Regions from separate parts of the Mus musculus genome. Here region 2 is linked to region 1. A link is a loop called in an ENCODE intact Hi-C map of the cell type or tissue named here. Cell type or tissue: heart. All regions are shown on one strand. Links, peaks and the distances in the headings refer to the core of each region. The heading gives the core; the rest is flanking DNA. Region 1 overlaps Iqschfp (Iqcj and Schip1 fusion protein). Region 2 overlaps Iqschfp (Iqcj and Schip1 fusion protein).

Region 1 (9,676 bases), core at 873-8,872:
TTCTCTTCCTTTTCTCTAAGACCTCCCATAGGCCTTGTCTTGTTCTCTTTCAAACTCATACCTCATTATTTATTAACGGTTGTTACATGATTTTATGTTTGTATATACAAATGTATTCATAAATATAACCTGCTCAGACTGTATGATGCTACACATATGCATGTTTTCAGGGCTGACCACTGGTACTGCACAACCAGTTGTGCTCTTCCCTGAAGAAGACTGTTTCTTCTGCTCAGCACCCCGTAGTTGCCTGTAGATCTTTGTGGAGGGTTGATGTCTCATGATCTTTCCCCCACCCACTGCAGTCAGTATTTTTGATGCTGAGAACACACATTCTGTCTAGGGTGAGATGGCTCTCAGAGAAGCTCTAATTTGGATTTCCCCAAAGGCTAAGCATGTTGAATATCATTTCAAATATGTTTTCTTCATGTCTGTTTTTCCTTTGAGAGTTGTTTAATCAATTCAAAAGCTCCTATATTGACTGGATGACATTATTTGATATTTAACTTTTGAAGTTTCTACAAAAGATTTTAGATATTAATCCCCTTTCTTCTTATTTTTTTCCATTCTGTAGGCTGACTGTTTCCTTTGTTGGGCAGTAGCTTTTCAATTTTATGAAACATAATTTGTCAGTTCTTGGGATTGTTCACTGCACTGTCCCTTTCTAAAGTCCCTTGTCTAGCCTTATATCTTGAAGCATTTGTCCATGCGTTCCTTTAGAGCTTCCAGTCTTACCTTAAGGTCTTCATCCCATTTTTGAAGTGTTGTTTTTAATTTGTACTAAAGGGTAAGGAACTAGTTTTAGTCTTCTACATACAGATTCCCAGCATAATTTAAGAGTAGATGTCCTGATATGTTTAACATTGTTCTTTCTGCTTAAGTTTGATTCGACTATTTGAGGTATTTTGTGCTTCTACATACATTTTACAATTATTTTTTATCTAATTCTGTCATTGAAATTCTGATGGGAATTATTTTGAATCTAAAGATCACATTTGGTAATACAGTAATTCTCATAATATCAATTCTGACAATCTATGAGCAATGGAGGTTTTCCCATATTAAGCATTTAAGGTTTCAGTATCTGTTAATTGCACTCTTTGCAAATACACTGCATGAAGCCCAGAGTGAGGCATCCTTACTTTAGAGGAGAAGATGGGATTTTCATCTCCTTATTTTGATGTTGCACTGTATGTACAAGTATCCTTGGTAGTGTATTTATAAGCATGACTGAATAAATCCAATGTTGATTTTTATGCAATGATGTATTAGCATGAAATGTTGGATCTTTTATATCTGACTGACATTAAAGGTATCTGTAAGCACATGCATATTCAGACTTCTCACTTAGAATGTCATGAGCTCACAATGACAAAGGGAGTCAATAATAACACAAGAGGGGTAGAAGGAACATTGTAATATTTGTCAAGATTTGACTATTAGTGCCACATTTTAAATCAAAATGTGAAAGAACATATTATAATAGTATTGTATAATTAAAATAAAAATTAGTTAGGACCTTTTTTAATAATTTAATCAGAATGTGAAATGAGTCAGTATTATAGCTCACATTCTATCACTGCGTACAGAGAAGCAAGAGCAATTAAAACATTACATTAGCTCAACATTTATGAATTTGGGAAATAAGCATGTACTAAAAAAAGGACCCTAGAGAAAAATATAGTGTACAAATTATCTTTTTATTCAACATGTGCTCTATTATTTTGGGAACTCCAGAATCAGGGACAAAATTCTCACAGCTAGGCTAATTACTTTAATAAGGCCTGCATTATTTAAAAATAAATCTAAGTGGATGTTAGAGCTGGATCTGGTAACAAATATTTATCCTCTCTATGGGCTTTCTCCCCGTGGCATTGAACAGTTGGTTCCTGATCTCTACTTTGGCGGTGCCAATTGGCTCTTAAGATTCTTGCCAAGTGCACAAGGTAGAATGCCCATTCTCCGCAAGGAGCTGTGGCCTTTCTGTGACCCTTTTCCCCAGATGTCTGTTTTCCTCATAGTCATGAGACTGCCCCATGTCCTGAGAGAGCATCAGTCTCTTCTGCTGTGCCTTCAAAGCCATGCCTCATCTTTCTTATCTTCAGCCAACGCTCATTAACATCTGCACCGTGCCCAGCATCATACCAGACCCATGGATGCAGGAAGCATGCCTGTTACTAGGAATACTTCAACAGAGTGGAGTTTCCTAGAGCTAACTTGATAAACTTATTAATGATCAAATATTGTGGTAGATAAAATGTCATTTCTCACATACAATAGATGGGCTCCATAGTGTAACAAGACCTTTAAAAAGTAAGTAATATAGAGAGTGGATCAAAGTCAGCACAGAACAGTTTTTATTTGTCTTTGTGGTGAGGGGTATATTCATGTCTCGCAATCAAGAAGCCAGTTTTCTTAGGTGGCCTTAATTCACATACACTTGGTTATGGACATTACTCATTTTTATAAATCTTCAGGCTCAGTTGTGGTTTTTACATTTGTTTTATCTTTATTTCACAGACAGGGACTTTCCAGATAACCCTACAATTTGAATAGGATTTGCATTTGAGTCAAGTGCGAGTCTTCACCTCAGAGGAAGAGACAGCAACAGGGAAATATTGGGCTGTTGACAGCTGCATTGTCTGTACTATTCCTTGTCTAGAAGGCAGCAAAGTGTACTGGCAAGCCCTTAAAGGGTCCAGAGTAACATGGGGACTATTCATAAACTACCTTGTGGAGACAGATCTTCACCATGGGCAAGAGGCTAGGGAAGTGTTGTCTGGATAATAGATACATGGGCAACTGTCAGCCCCAAACACAGTGTGAGTAAACTCAACCAAACAAAAACTACCCAAAATGAAACAATAACCACAGAGGTGAACTGTCTCTCAATTTTAGAGTTTTTAGACTTCCCATTGAAAGTTGTCTCCTGAAGCTGCCAAAGAGACATTTTTGGATTATTGTCACTACTGTACCCTGTGGGCAGTATAACATTCCTGCTTCTCCCCCCCCTCCCCCTTCCCTTCCCCTCTCCCTCTCCTTTTCATCCTCTCTCTCTTCCCCTCCCCACTCTCTCCCCCCTCTCCCTCCCTGCCTCACTCTCCTTTTCACTCATCTCCTCTCCCTGCCTTCCTCCCCCTCTGTCCATCTCTCATATAAAGGAATCCTATTTTTAAATTTTTATTTAATGTGCATTGGTGTTTTGCCTGCCTGAATGCCTGTATGAGGGTGTGAGATCCTTGGGAAGTGGAGTCACAGAGCATTGTGAAATGCTGTGTGGGTACTGGGTATTGAACCAGGGTCCTCTGTAAGAGCAGCTGATGTTCTAAACTGCTGAGCCATCTCTCCAGCCCTCTTCCTTGTTAAATCACTGTTTTCTTTGATAAAAAAAAAGTATGTCTACATTTCCTCCAGACTCTTGGGCTACTAGGTGGTTATATTATCTAAATCTGGCTTATGAGATGCCAATAGGAACAAAAACCTACCTTCCTCCTTTCTTTCTTCCTTTGTGGTCTATATTTGTACAGAATCCATGAAAACAAAAGCTACACACTGAGGAAAATAGCAAGTAGATAGGAAAAGCCTATGGCATCCATGATGGTGCCACAGAGGAGCTGATCAAGCTCCAGCTGTCCTTCCCTGTGCCGTTATGTGACACAAGTAACCCCCTGTATGTAGATTCCTGATACTAGTTATGAGAAGCAGATACTCAACAGGACCACTTTTCTGAAGAGATGCCTTTTTTTGGCACTAGAAGATATTCCTAAGACTTCAAAAGTTGTGAGATCTAAAAGCTGGGAGTTGGGGATACAGCATTAGTTCAGTGGTTGGAGCATTTGCTCTTACAGAGGACTTCAGTTTCATTCCTAGTACTCACATGGTGGTTCACAACCGTCTGTAGCTCCAGTTCCAGAGGATCTGACACCGTATTCCATCCTCTGAAGGCACCAGGCATAGAAGTGGTATACATGCATACAAGCAGGTAAAACATTCAGTGTTGTTTGTTTGTTTGTTTGTGTTTGGTTTCTTAAGCTGGGCATGATAACACTTGTCTGAAATTGTAAAATTTGGGAGATAAAGAAAGGGGGATCAGGAATTCAAGACCAGCCTTGGCCACATAAGAAATTTGAGGCTGAGCCTTAACACCATGAAACTCTATTTCAACAAAATAATTAAAAAAAAAAAGTCCTGGGATATGAAAGCAAATATTTCTAGAAGAACAGAGAGGGCACAAACTCCTTGACATTGGTTTTGGCAATAATTTATTTTTGGATATGACCTCAAAGTACAGGTTTTTTTTTTTTTTTTGAAAAAGGTAAAATGGTATCAGTGGGAGTGACAGCAAATGAAAACACTTCAGCACAGATAAGAAGCAACAGACGACAGAGCTGAGAAGGTAAACTGCCACGAAGAAGAACTTGCTTGCTAATGTGTTTGGTGAGAGATTATCTCCAAAATATGTAAGAAACTCTGTAGTTAAAGAAGTGACAACCAGAATGTAAAGGTGGGCAAAGAATTTGAAGAGATGTTTTCTCAAACAAGATACAAACTGGCCAATAGGAGTCTAAAGCACTGCTTAGCATCAGTAACCACAGCTGGCAAAACTACAAGGTCAGATCACCTCTCTCCCCTGTCGGTGACCTTTACAAAAGTCAGAGGTTCTGGTGAGGAAGTGAAGGGAAGAGGAACCTTGTCTTTTGTGGTAGGGAATGTAAATTACAGTGGCTATTGTGGAAAGAAATTTAGAGATTATTCCCCAATAAAATTACAAGTATGCTATAAATTATAGCATGGTCCTCTAATCCTACTTCTGTCTATTTATTGAAAAGAAATGATATCAGTGTCTCAGAGAGACATTAGCAGTATCATACTGATTTAAACACAGCTCACGACAGGTATGGTGGTCGGGAAAGCCCAAGTGTCCATCAAGAGGGGATGGCAAAAAATTGTTATTTATAGAAACACACACTACTACTTTATTCAGTCTCCAGGAATAAGAAAACTCTACCATCTTCAATAATATGAACTGACCTGAAAAACATCATGTTATAGTCATGTATTTGGTAATTTTCATCGAAGGTGGAATCTAAAAAACCAAACTCAGAGAAGCAGAGAGTAGAACAGTAGCCCTCAGGGATGGAGGCCGGGCAATGGGGAGATACTGGTGAAAATATACAGTTTCAATTATGAGCATGAAAATCTTCTAGGGATCTATTACATAGCATCACACATTTGAAATTTGCTAATAGAGTGTATCATGAGTGCCCTTGCCACACACTAATGGTGGGTATATGAAGAGATAAATGTGTTAATTTGACTAATTGTAGTAAGTTCACTGCATACTTAAACATCATACCATGAAAACATGAAACAAGTCTTTGTAGTCATGAAACTTTCGCTTCCTAAGCCCATGGTGTATTCACTTGACATCCCTGGAGATAATAACTGGTAAAGGTTTATGCAAGCTACAAATGGGCATTGTGAGATACAGGTTCTTGGGTCTTTGCCTGAAGGAACAGAATTAGTAGTGAGGACTTCAGCAGCTAATACACACGAAGTGTTCTTTGATGGCCAATTGTTTCTGAAAACAATATGTCTGCCACTTATCAACGTCCCTCAAGAACGTTATACATATGGACTTTAAGTTCTTGTAACACACTGCTGGGGAGACATTGTGTGGTAGGTCTTAGACATAAGGACACAGAAAAAGAGCCACTTGCTCATGATCATAAAGAGAAGAGAAGAGAACTGAGATTCAGACTATATATTTGATGCCAAAGTCCATACCCTTTCAGCCACAAGTATGTTCTTCTTCTCAATAGGGTCACGGGTACCTGTATTTCTTATGGAACCTGGGTAAGTACTAAGGGATGTTTTAACAGCCCTCTTCCTCACAATTTAAGTTCTAAATAAGTGGCTTTCTAACAACATGCAGCATCCCAGAACTTCCCAGAATGCCTTCTCCCAAATGGTCTGCTATAGGTGGCTGGTCCTATGTGTGCTTTCATGTATTCTAGAGCCCAAGAAATGGAACCACTTAAAAGTAGCAATTACTAAATCTGTAAGTGAAGTAGGTGGTCAGGGCACCAGGTTCCCAAGTCTGGCCCTTTGTTCCATGTCCTTTAGCCTCTAAAAGCCACCTTGAGATCCTGCCAGGCAATACTAGCTGTTCAGGACTAAGAGGGAGTAGAGGAAAATGGATTTCCTGAAACCATCATGGAACTGAACATTGAATTTGAGAACTCTGCTTTTATTTGACCAAGAAAAAAAAAAAGCTGGGCATAGTCCTCAAGGTCAGACAGAGAAGGCAATGCTTAGTCTCCAAGGAGAGTGCCGAGATGACTGCTCATGGCCAGGAGGTAAAATGCCCACTTGCTCTTTAAAAACAAAAGGAAGAGGAGTAGGCAACACGCTGAAAAACTAAATGTTATCATCCCTAATATCACAGCTTGGGAATTAATGAGCTGGAGGAATGGAAAGAGACGCTTTGCCGGGGCTCAGGCAGACAACTGATGGGATTCTGTGCTAACACATTGTAGAGCTTTGTAATTGTTTCTCTGAATGGTCAATCGTTTTAATTCATAGGCAGTGCGTGATTTTAATCAGCAGGGTAACTGTTTTTCAGGTTCCTTTGCTTTTCTCATGGAAAGTGCAAAATGAGCGCTATTTAAGTTAAGTCTTTCATTGAATTTTTAGTAAATACCTATATTAAATATAGGTACAAAAGCTGGATTTTAAAATTCTATCAGCGATGTGTAGAGGAGATTATCCTGTATCTCACACGGACCCTCCCATTTAGTCCTGGCTTTAAAAAATGCTTTGATATTAACTGGCTGTCTCCACCTGGGTCCCTGAGATTCTTTTGTGTGCTTAGCAGGCTGATCTGGCTTACCAGCACCATGGCATACCTGACCTATGATTCTCAGTTAATCAGAATAGCATATGACTACAGGTGTTCACTTTCATTAAAATAGAACTGACTTACTCTGGTCCTAACCACTGTCAGCGTGTGCGTGCGTGTGTGTGTGTGTGTGTGTGTGTGTGTGTGTGTGTGTGTGTGTGTGTGTGTGTATGTGTGTGTACGCCCATGACAGAGCTCATGTGTGGGGCTCAGAGAACAACGTTTGGGTTAAGTTCTTCACTTTCACCCTCTCTGTGACACGGTCCCTTTTGTTTCTATCAGTGTACTCCGTACTGCAGGTTAGCTGGTCAGCTAGTTCTGGGCAGTTCTGGCTCGACTTCTCATCTTGCTGCAGGCAGGCTGAGATTAGATATGTGCCCCACTGCATCCAGCTTCCCACCACCATTTTTAAGCATGAGAGGACGATGTTTGTCTTTAGCCTGTATTAGTTTCTGTTGTACATTATAAGTGCAACAAACCTTTCCCTTGTTTACAGATGAAGTGGCTTGTGCACTTGGGTAGGAGGACTGAAAAAACTTTGAGACCATCATGGGTTAGCCTGGGCTTCAGGACGAGACTCAGTCTCAGAATCCCACTAACCATAAAAAAGTCCCATATTTGTTATTTTATTCTGTTGGATGTTTACAATATTATAGATTCAGTGAAAACATCTTTTTTCTTTTATAAATTCATTGGACAGCAAAGAGACTCTACATTTGGACTTTCTGGCCTCTGCTTACCATGTCACAATAAGACCGTGCTCTTATCCTTGAAAATACTAGTCACTGTTGATCAAACTGTCATAGTATGACAGAATATTACACACTCATGAATACATACATATTTACATGTTTTATGCCCATGACTTTAAACTTGTCATTGAGCAGAAAGTAAACACGAAATGTTAAAATGCTATTAATTTAATCACCAATTTTGTAAATTCCAATTCAGTATGCCTTCATGTAGTGATGTGTAAGAGGCTGACAGTAACTCACATTTCTGGAGCCTTTGGCTGTATTTGGGGTCCCGATGGTCCTATCTAGGACTGAGATTGATGCAAGCATCTCCTCCTGTTGTTTCAGCACTTGGCTTAATAGCACACAGGAGCATCTGGGCAACAAGGAACTGCGATTTCCCACAGAGACAAAGTGTGATTGATAATCCATTTATATCATGGGACAGATGAGCTTGATCGTCCCTTAGAATGGTTCTGCTTTTCTCACTACTTGCTGCAGATTAAATGTATTATACCTCAGCCAACAATCCTTTGCTTTTATGCTGAAAATTACCAAGCAGCATCTTTGACAGAGAAGGGAAAAATAGCAAGAGCCATTCATGAAAGTGCTTCCCAAATTTCAATTCATTTAGGAAAAAAATTCCCAGAAACAGCTGTTTGGTTAATGGCTAGTGAAGACAGTGGGAGTCATGTCGGTGGTACCCAAACTGTAGCCAAACTAATTGTGTGAGAGGCTGACTTGAAGATAGGTTGAATATATGGTTTACATTTTGTAGAGAGATGACATTCATTTTAAGAGTTCTCGCTTATTTCCTTTTAAATTGAAGCAAGGTAGTCCCGACTCTACCTCTCTATCGGCTGCCTCTCCCATGTCACCTTTCCTATTCTCTCACCATCCTATCCCATTACCTGGCTTTTTGCTCATCTGTCACTCAACAGAAAGACACCACTCACTGTTGGGCACTAGAAAGACTGCCACTGTCACATCTGCTTCAGGGTGGAGCTTCAAGGGTCCAAGAGGCCGTCTGGTCTCAGCTTGATCCCAAGAATCATTGCCTAGATTAAACCTTGTTTCGCATTTTGGAGATAGGCTATAGAGTGGAATTTTGATGGCTTTTGTGTCTTTTCTTACTCCTCAGTCACTAATGTGTATGTGTAGGAGAAAAGCAAACTGAAAATAATATCTATTTCTATTCCCATTTAAGAAATACATATTTATGTAAAAGAGTTAATAAGAGAGTCATTTGCCATAATTTTCACAGTGCTTTATAATTAGTACCTGCAGGTCAGGATGCTCAACAAGATGATTAAATTCATGAACTGTGTTCAGTGGGTCCCCCTTGACTCCTCCTTCATCTCAGAGAATCTTTCAGCTTCAGTGACTTGTGTTTAGAAGACCGCTTCTCTTGCAGCCTCAGAATTTAACTTCTTGTACTTCATGATCAATCTTTCCTTTTAAGAGTATGGATTTTTTTTAGAGAGATGATTAGTCATATGGATAGGTATATGCTTTTATCTAAGCAGGCAACAGAGACAATGGCTTTGTGAAGTGCGGTGAGTGTCAAGAAGGATAACGCCATGTGTGCTTAACTTCTAGTCTCCAACATACTTTTTTCAGGGATGCTGTGGGAAAAGCATCAGGTTTTCATCTGGCTAATGCGAAGTATCATGTCCAATGCCTTACATCAGGAATACAGTCAGCTTTCTGAGCTTACAGGGACCCTCCCCACCCCACTATACCTATGTGCATATATATATATCCTGGACCAAAACCATTCCCTTTTAGCTTGCTCATTGTCATTTGGCTCTTTTACCAGCCACCATCCCCAAGCTGTCCCCTCCTCTGTCTTTCTGACTTTCTGAAATTCTTTAGAAGGACCACTGAGTATACACTTTGTGTTCTCTTATTCAGGTTGGGTGAGAATTTTATTCATGATAGAGTTAAACCATTGATGTTAAATATACTAATTACTGTTTCCTCAAATCACATCAGGCAACAAAATGCTTATTAAAAGCAAAAACATGGATTACATTATACT
Region 2 (9,676 bases), core at 1,167-9,166, 310 kb before region 1:
ATTAAAAATAGGCTTCAAATATATCAGTAGGAAATTGACACGACAGTGACACTCTGGGAGGACATGCACACAGAAGTATTACCTAAGGGTGAAAGAAATGTCTTAAGTTTGGGTTCTAGGGTGTCTGGGTAGCCCTATACATTTACTGAAATCACTGACTTGTGCCACTAAAGCAGGCCAGTGGTGTGGCATGTAATTAGATCTCAGAAAACTGTTAAAAATTAGAGAGCTTATTTTGCTCACATAATGAGGGCCGGCATCCAAGGTGATAGGATGAGCCTCGAAAGGGACAGGATCTCTATCTGAGCCTCAGCTACGTTTTGTCTGTGCCTCTCGTCTGTGCTCCCGCCTTCACTCCTTTCCTAGCTACAAAAGAGAAGAAACTAGACATGAAGAAGACATCGGCCACTGCTTCTTGGCCTTCTGGATGAGACCAGCTAAAGTACCTGTTTTTACCAGATACCTGAGGCATTCTCTATCTGAGGACAATCGTTTAGGAGGATTTTTGGAGCAGGAAGGGAGAATAGGAGCTTGCTTGACCCACATGCCACACATAACTCTGGAATTATAGTACCTTGAAAAATATTATACCCCCTTAATAGAATTAAAACAAACAAACAAACAAACAAACAAACAAACAAACAAAGATACTGGCCAGCTAAGCCAGCCATGTTAATAGGTATCTCAGAGAAACAACAACCACTGGCCAAATTATGTCACATGACCATAAAGGATTTTATTTGTTTATTTGAGACAGAATCTCACTATGTAGCCTGAGCTGGCCTGGAACTCAGATGTGCCTGTCTCTGTCTCCTAAGTGCTGGGATTTTATTTAAGGTGTATGCCATCACACCTTGTGATTTTACTCTCTCTCTCTCTCTCTCTCTCTCTCTCTCTCTCTCTCTGTGTGTGTGTGTGTGTGTGTATATATATACTCAAAGAAGCCAGAAGAGGGCATCAGACCCCCTGAAGCTGGAGTTAGAGACAGTTGTGAGTCACCCAATGTGGGTGCTATAAACCAAACTTGGGTCCTCTGCAAAATCAGTGCTCTTAATCACTACACCAGGGTTCTGCCCAGAGATAATCGACCCTTGGGTCTTGATCCCTTTGGGGTAATAGATCAGATATCCTGCATATCAGATGTTTATATTACAGTTCATTACAGTAGCAGAATTACAGTTATGAAGGAACTGCATTAAAGGGTCACAGCACTGGGAAGGTAGAGAGCCGCTGCTCTAGCCCCAGAAAGACTGTAGGAAATACAGTGCTATACTGCTGCTCCCAGTCAGCTAAGGTTCCATTAGCAAGAAAGAATGGACGAGCAGCTCAGGCTCAGGGTAGAAAAACAATTCTTTTTTTTCCATATATATTTTTATTAGGTATTTTCTTCATTTACATTTCAAATGCTATCCCAAAATTCCCCCATACCCTCCCCCCACCCACTCCCCTACCCACCCACTCCCACTTCTTGGCCCTGGTGTTCCCCTGTGAGGGATATACTGAGGCATATAAAGTTTGCAAGACCAAGGGGCCTCTCTTCCCAATGATGGCCAACTAGGCCATCTTCTGCTACATATGCAGCTAGAGACACGAGCTCTGGGGATACTTGATGTCAGTCTAAACACAAACCCGGCCAGCACTGTTCACACTGGATAGTGGTGTCTGGTCATGAAGCGACGACCCAGGGCGTGCTTATTGTTCACGGCTGCTAATTAAAACGAAAACTAAACAAATCCTCTGCGGAAACAGAAGGGTTCTAAAGAAGCTGTCTGTTCATTGAACAAATGTTCACTGTTCTTCATAATTTTAGCTCCAAGACAAAAACCTGAAGGCTGGGACAGTTGGTACAATGGAAAAACAGGATGCTCAAGTTAGAAATGGCTGCGTTTTGAAACTTGGTAGTGTCCTGAAGTAGCTATGCCTTGGGCAAAGGTCAGTGTAGCTCAGCCTCAGTTTCTTCATCTTTACAAAGGGAGGCCGACGGTTGCCTCCCGGGTGAGGGGAGGCCTTCACAGACAAGGTGTCAAGACTGGCCCTGGGGCTTGGCCCACATTCCTCGGGACAGAGAGGCACAGCTGCCACACACAGCCAGGAAGGGTGAGGACTCACTGCTTTTCTTGCCAAAATCAAACAGCTTTCCTGCCACTGTTCCCCACATTTCCCAGGCTGATTACGCTTCTCCAGGGAACTCCTAATTAGAGATCATCCACTCAACATAGATACAAACACACACTAATTTGGAGGAGGGGGAGGAAAAAAAACCCAATCTACAAAAAACAAAACAAAACAAAAAGCCAACCCCCCAGGCAAACAAGCAAACAAACAAAACCCCAAAAAAACCGACAACAACAAACCAGGAAAACGATAAAGACAGAAGCATACAAAGAACAACATTCTAAAAATCCTTTTTAAAAACCCCTCATATTGTTGTAATCTTCCTGGTGGTTGGTTCTTCCACAGAACCATAGACAGCACTTAGAAAAGCATGCTAACCTCTCCACGTACTGGGACACAGGACAAATGCAGATGCAAACTCAGATCATCCATAGAAGGCAGAGGGAGGGGACAGGGAGAAATGGCATCGGGGCAGGGGGAGATGAATACAAATATGAGCCTATAATGAGATATAGTCAGGGCTGGTAAGACAGCTCAGCAGGTAAAGGGGCTTGCTGCCAAGAGTGATGACCTGAGTTCCATCCCCAAGATCCACTAGTAGAAAGAAAGCTGAACCCCAAAGCCTGTGCAGTGCGCTCTCTCTCTCCTCCCTCTTTCCCTCCATCCCTCCCTCCCTGCACACACACACACACACACACACACACAGAGTCCACAACTTTTAAATGCTCTGCAAGTGTCTTGGCTTTTTACAGCTCCCACTTAGCATTGACTGAATACAGTCCCAGTTCCCATGTCTGCAAGAAATCTATGTGTCACAAAGATGAACTCCAAGGTTGTCCATGGAAAGGCAGAACAAATACCTAATGTCTACCATCTACATCAAAGGCTTCATAGTGGCAAACTCACTTGGTGTGTCTAATCTAGTGACAGGCACAAGACATGCTGACGTCTGCTCGGCTGTTCCAGTCACTGCACACAGCCATAGCTTAGCTTCCTCCCAGGGCCTCACTTAGCCACTGAGGCTGCAGCTCATCTGTGGGCGCTCTCCTCCACTGTGGGAAGAGGCAGCAAGGGCTGGACGAGGCCATCCCAGCAGTGGATGCATTGGCCGCTGGGCAGCGAGCGGTGTGACACTTGGTTAGCAGCAACAGTGGCTCTGCTTGCTAAAACCAACCAGCTGGCAAACACCTGCCTGTTTTCCAGAACATTCCTCAGTTCCCAGATTGAGAGATTCTATCTGTCCTTCAGTGCCCTCCAAAGATCATAGCTGTTCATTTCTAACCCCTGCTTTGTGCAGAATTCCTCCTAGCTGGAGAGCTGCCTCATTTCACACGTGCCTTAGAAATTGGCTACAAGCAAAACAAATCAAAGACAGATTCTCTATTTTTTTTCCCCCTTGGGTGTCATCTTCTTGTCTCTGTCTTCCCCCTGCCCCCTACAACTCAAATCCGGGAAAGCAGGGGAAGTCTTGTGCCTCCAAGCACACAGGCCAGAGGAAGGCTGGAGGTAACACATCTTCACCAGCGGCTCAGGTCTGGCTCCCAGTGGCAGCACAAGCTGATACAGTGTAATAAAAACCCACACAGTGAGCCCACAGCACCAGTGTGGGCACACTGTAGCTAGCCCACAGCACCAAACAGCCACTCAGGTGTATCTTCTGGGATACTGGAATACTTTGTATACCATACAGTTTACAAACACAATTGACTGCTCACTTTATCACAGTGTCTTATTTATGTGTTTGCCTGCCTATCTATCAATCTACCTTTATTTATTTAATTACTTATTTTATTTTAAACCGTTTCCCTACAGTCAGGCTGGTGGGGAACTTGCTATATGCAGCCCAGCCGGGCTTCCTACTTGAGCTCCTCCTGCATCTGCCTCTTCAATGCTGGAATAATAGTGGTGGTCTTCATCTACCCAGGCACTATCCACTAAGAGTGTAGGTCTTCATCACATACCTACGCCCTACCTCCAAAAGGATATCCTGCGTCCTGGGAAGAGACCCACTTGGACATGATTAACAGAGATGACCAGATCTGGACCAGGTTTGCATAAAGTTCTTAGAGTAATGGTCAGGAAAGCCCCAGCATGTTTGCTTAGCCTTTTGTTTTTGAGATGGGGAAATCTCACTTTATACCCCAGGCTGGCCCTAAAACTCACCAGTAGTTCAGGCTGGCCTCAAAGTCACAGAAACCCCGCCTTAACCTGTTATGTGTTAGATTCACAGGTAGGAAGCCACCACATGGGAGTCTGTGTGCTGTGTTATTTTTTAAAAAAAATTAATTCATTTATTATATGTAAGTACGCTGTAGCTGTATTCAGACACTCAAGAAGAGGGTGTCAGATCTCCTTACGGATGGTTGTGAGCCATCATGTGGTTGCTGGGATTTGAACTCAGGACCTTCGGAAGAGCAGTCGGTGGTCTTACCTGCTGAACCATCTCACCATCCCCCCGGGTGCTGTGTCTTAAAGTGGATCAGAAGGCTTCTCATTAAACTCATGGTTTATTTGGCTCACAACCACCCTCTTCTGTGAATAGCATAGCTCTGGGGCTGCTTCTGTGAGGGAGGAGGTGGGAAGTGAGTCTTTAGATTTTACAGTCAATGCTTTATTGAAGACACTAGGGGTCAGCAGATTCCCAAAAGTTGTGAGTGAAACCAGGAGCCCTGGCACCTAGGGCGGGGCCCGGTGCTCAGGGCGTTGCTGGAGAGATGCCCACAGCAGCCCGAGTCTAATTACTATTGTAGCCCCTTCCATATACAGGCCCTCCTCTTAGCAGTAACTTTAACTTTCATTTGGGTGCCTGACGTCCTCCTGCAAAGCCTGGGTGCTCTGAGACGATGATCTGATGCTGGAGTTTGTGCTGCAGCCCAAGCTAATTTACATAATACCTCCCACAGCATAGCCCAGGCTGCCAGTTCAAAGAAATATGACCTTATTTGGGCAGTGAGAGCCAAGAGATAAAATGGGATGGAGGTGGGAATGAGGGTAGGGGCGGGGACTGAAGAGGTGGCTCAGCAGGCAACTAAAAACCAGCACTGGTCTTGTAAGGAGGACTATTCAGTTCTCAGTACTCACAAGCACCCATAAAGATTGGGGGAGGGGAAATCTAACAGCTTCTGGACCCCGCAGGACAGGCACCTGCATTCACACATTTGTATACACACATACAAACTTAAATAATTGAAATAAACTAGAAGATTGAATGGGGAGAGGCAAGGAAATTTGCTAAGGACAACTGATTCTTCTGACAGAGTTCCTGGAAGTCCCCCTACCCATCTTTTCTTCCAATTAGATAAGAAACTTACTCTGGAGTCATATGATCCATACTCTGGCAACAACCAGGTGTGGCAATGTGGGATAGCTATAAAATGAAGCTGACTGCAAGAAACACAGCAGGGGCTTTAATAAAAATGATACAGTTCTGAGAAAAATTCTATTAAGTAAAAGAAGAAAACACATTCTAAATCATGTGTGTGTGCAGGTATGAGTGTGTGCAGGGGTGTGTGTGTGTGTGTGTGTGTGTGTGTGTGTGTGTGCATCCCATGCTGGAAATAGAACCCAGAGCTTTGTGGAACGGCTTTCTTCCCTTGAGCTTCAGCCATATACCCAGAAGCGTTTTCTAAAGAACGTCCTAGCTGTTTAAAAGCCAAATCTCTTCTCTGTGAAGCCAGGTTGAATATGGATTTTTTTCATATTTGCATTTAGTGGCAACTTACATAACACACTGAGGGGACAAAGCGTTTCAAGTGGGAAAGCAACTGAGTTGTATGTTCAAAAGCTGCAAGTTTCATGCCAGACCAACCTGTACTGGGGGGACACCAAAACTCTGCAGGATGACTTAAAGGCCATGGACCCAGCTCCTGACTGGGGAGGAGGACGTTATATATACTCAAGGCTTCTCTCCTTTACAGTTGCTGTGCAGAACGTATCATTGCTGGTTCATCTTCCTTCCCATGTGCTCGTCAGTAGACGTGGTTTTTTTTTAAAGTGTTGATCAAAATTATATCCTCTTGTTTTACAAGAGCAGGGAGCTCCTGCCACTGTGCCTGGAAAGCCGAGAGGGTGGAGGACAGGCCTGCACTCCAGTTGTCTTCTGATGCCCATTGCTTATCAGCCCGAAGCAGTGTCAGGCCCTCAGAGCTCAAAGGCCTAGGCATTTCCTTCATGTGCAAAGACGGTTTGCTTTGGAACTCAGCAGAGAATCAGTAAGGGACCAAAGGGATCGATCGCTAACACAGCCAGCTCTCCACAGCACTGAAGATGGCATCTGTGGATCAACTGCAGATAAAAAACCATTTCTAAGAAGGATCGAGGGTAGGTGTGGTGGCCAAGAGCACTGGCTGCTCTTCCAGAGGACAGGGTACGGCTCCCAGTGCCCATACAGTGGCTTTCAGCTCTCCCTCACATCTTTTCTGACCGCCTTCTGCACCATGCCTGAACATAGTGCACAAATACAGTGAAAGCAAAGCACTCACACACATTAAATACATCTTTTTTTAAACAACAACAATGATGACGACATTTAGGCCTTCTAAGAAGGTTCCTGGGGACTCAAGGTGCTTACTGCCAATCCTGATGACCTAAAACCAATCTCCAGGATCCCCTTCATTCCTGCAAACTGTCCTCTGACCTCCACTCACGTGCTATAGCGCACACATGCAGACGTAAATCAATGTCATAACTTTAAAGCTGTGTCTGTGGTGAACATGTACAGATCTTAACCTTGTGATTATTCTCTAAAGAGCTTAGTGTAAAAACTTGCATCATGTTTGTTCCGTATTTGTTATTCTATGCAATCGACCAAGGGCTCATCATTTGGGGAGCTGTAGGTAATGGGCTGCGCATGTACACTACTTGGGAAATGAGCACTTGTGCATCTTGGTAACCATGGGGAGTCTTGGGATAGTCCCCAGAGGATACCAAGGGATGACATATGACTCCAGGGAACAGGCAAAACTGACGCCACCTCTCAACTTTCCTTAGTTTATTCCATTCTAAAGACCTCTTGAAGAGGTAGAGTTCCATCAACTCCGTTCAAATTGTGGCAATGCTCTTGGAGTTGGGTGACGTTCTCTCCATCTGTAAACAGGTGATGGATGAAACCTGTCCTTCAGGTGACTCTCAGGTGTATGTGTAACACAGGTAATGATTTTAGCATTCAAATAGTTGCCAGGACCCTAATCTCAATATTCCTTAGGAGGAAAGCATGCTGTGACCTACAAAACCAGAGAAGCAGTCAGATCTCCATGCGTTCTCACTGTCTGTATTTATTCCCACCTGTGACAAGATTCCCCAGGTATACCCTGATGAAAGCAGGTTGCAAGACCTTGCAAACCCATTACCCTCACACAGGGTCTGTTATCTCTGATTGGGAATCTTAGATAAGCCCGAAGATTCTGAGAGTAATTACAGGGTTAATGCATGTGATTCGGGGATGGTCCACTCCGGAGGGGAGACTTTAGGCACTCTCAAAGGAGCTACTAAACACTTAAAGTCATGGCCCCTCTTTGCTTTTCCTTTGCTGCAGCTTACATCTGTGTGTGATGATGATGCATGTGTGGAGGCTGGAAGACTCCAGGCACCATGCTCAAGAGCACTATGCACTTCCTTTGAGGCAAGTTCTCTTGTTGGCCTTCAACTCAACAATCAGGTTAGACTGGCTGACCAGTGAGTCCAGGATCCTTCTGCCTGTGACCCCAGAGCTGGGATGGTAAGACCAGTGCTCCCTGGCTTGGCACGTTCACATGGGTTCTGTGGATAAACTTCAAGTGTGTGCCAAGCAAGGAATTTATCACCACTCCCTGCTTTCCTTTTTACAAAAATACAGGTTTCTAAGGACTTCAGTCATTCACTCAAAATCAAGTGGCCAGAGGAGAAGTTTGGGATCCACATATGTTTCAGGATTCCTGTTCAAGGTAGCAGAAAACAGGGTATCCTGGAACAAGTGCAGTAATGGAAGCAATCTCTCCATGCTACCCGGCTAACCCTTTCCTCTCTCTAGCAAAATTATCAGTTTTCCACGTTTGTAAAGTGCCCCCTTTTCATTGTATTACATGATGACAGGTGCTTAAGCAGCCATCTTGGAGCATAAGCAGAAACCAGGAAATTGAGGATGGGCGGGAAGACAACTCGAAATCCACAGCTAACACTAAGGCAGAGAGACTTCAGCCCTCTTGAAGCTGTCTTAGGTAGCAGACCTCACACTTTTTCCATGTTCCTTGTGAAATAAAATCCTACCCCTGTGAAGCTTTGTCATTTGGAACATCAGTCTCTTGCAGTAACAATCTGAGACTGCCAAGCCTGTGTTTGTCCACTGTTTCTGTTTCCACAGTCATCTGAGGCATCAGGGACACATCAGCTGCTTTTAAGATGTTGAGTCACTTATAAATGGGGATCGAGGACGTCAGTCATCATACCGCTAAAATCCCACTCATAGCTTACAGAGTGAATTCCACCTACATACATTATATTAGAAAGGTTGCCTCTTGGATGTGGAGAGGAATTGGGACTTAAAAAAAAAAAAGCTGGGCATGAAACCTCCTTTTAAAAGTGAAAACTCATCTATTCAAGACCACTGCTTTTGCCTCCTGTACCTGGCAGCTTTCCTGGAACTAAGAAAATGTTTTCCAGCTGTAACAGGGCTACTTTCTTAAGTTTCTACTAAAGTTAAGTGATTTAGACTCTTATTTCCAGCCTCTTCAACTATAAAATAAAAGCTCACATTATATTTGCAAAAGAATATTAATAGATTAAATGAGCTAATGTATGCAGCCCTCCCAGTACTTAAAGGGTGTTTAGTAATGCACTGGTAAGTTTTATGTCAATTTGATATAAGGTAGAGTCCTTTAAGGAAACTGCAACTAAGAAAATGCTCCTTCCAGAATGACCTGTGGGAAAATCTGTGATACACACTCGTAACTAATAACTGGCGTGGGGTGGGAGGAGTACCAGCTCACGTGGGTGTTGCCACCCCTGGGCTGGTGGTCCTGACTCAAGTAAGAAAGCAGGCTGAGCAAGCCCTGAGGAGCAAGCATTAGTAAGCAGCTCTTCCGTGATCTCTGCATCACCTCCTGCCTCCAGGTTCCTGCCCCGCCTTCCCTTCATGGAAGTCTGTGATCAGCACAGGTCATCTGAAATAATCCTTTCTTCCCCTAGTTCCTCTTGGTCCTGGTGTTACATGACAGCAATAGAAACACTAACTAAGCCGAGAAACAATATTTATTTGTTTGTTCTTTTGGTTTTTAATTGGTACAAGTGAGAGACTACTTGTAAATTTGTAGAACTGCATTTTTATGCATGAGTTTTATAATCATAGTATCCCTAATTACTGAAGATTGGGTTTCTTCAATCAGAATTGTGACAACAGCAATAAAATGATTAATTGTAGCCATAAAATTTGTTAACATGTTGTGTGATTATCAGATATTAGGCACAGTGCCAAGTCCTTTATTTTCATTGTTACATTAAAATCTTGGGTTTGTTTTTTTTTTGTTGTTGTTATTTTTTTCTGTCCTCTAGAGATGTTTGGGGGGTGGGAATAAAAATGAGGAAATGC

What was found. A loop is a pair of places that touch in the nucleus more often than their neighbours do. Peaks named below come from ENCODE experiments on the same cell type or tissue, not always from the same donor. Only the 100,000 strongest peaks of a DNase experiment are listed, where the experiment ranks them.
Region 2: it touches region 1 in a loop (5-fold over the local background); 1 of 42 quality-filtered maps calls a loop at or near these places.

The regions. Positions count from the first base shown.
Region 1 is chr3:68,232,929-68,242,604 of GRCm38, reverse strand. All of the region lies in intron 4 of Iqschfp (Iqcj and Schip1 fusion protein), which reads right to left. The region is part of intron 1 of Schip1 (schwannomin interacting protein 1); the gene reads right to left. Among named protein-coding and RNA genes, the nearest start is that of Schip1, 170 kb to the right of the region's middle. In heart, for the core only: no CTCF peak of the experiment used is centred there; no DNase peak of the experiment used is centred there.
Region 2 is chr3:68,538,440-68,548,115 of GRCm38, reverse strand. All of the region lies in intron 5 of Iqschfp (Iqcj and Schip1 fusion protein), which reads right to left. All of the region lies in intron 2 of Schip1 (schwannomin interacting protein 1), which reads right to left. It overlaps Gm22073 (a small nuclear RNA gene), which reads left to right and starts at 408; the gene lies at 408-596. In heart, for the core only: a CTCF peak has its summit at 4,746 (motif pointing right); DNase peaks (open chromatin) are centred at 2,095, 4,865 and 4,975; H3K4me3 peaks cover 547 bases; H3K27ac peaks cover 1,960 bases.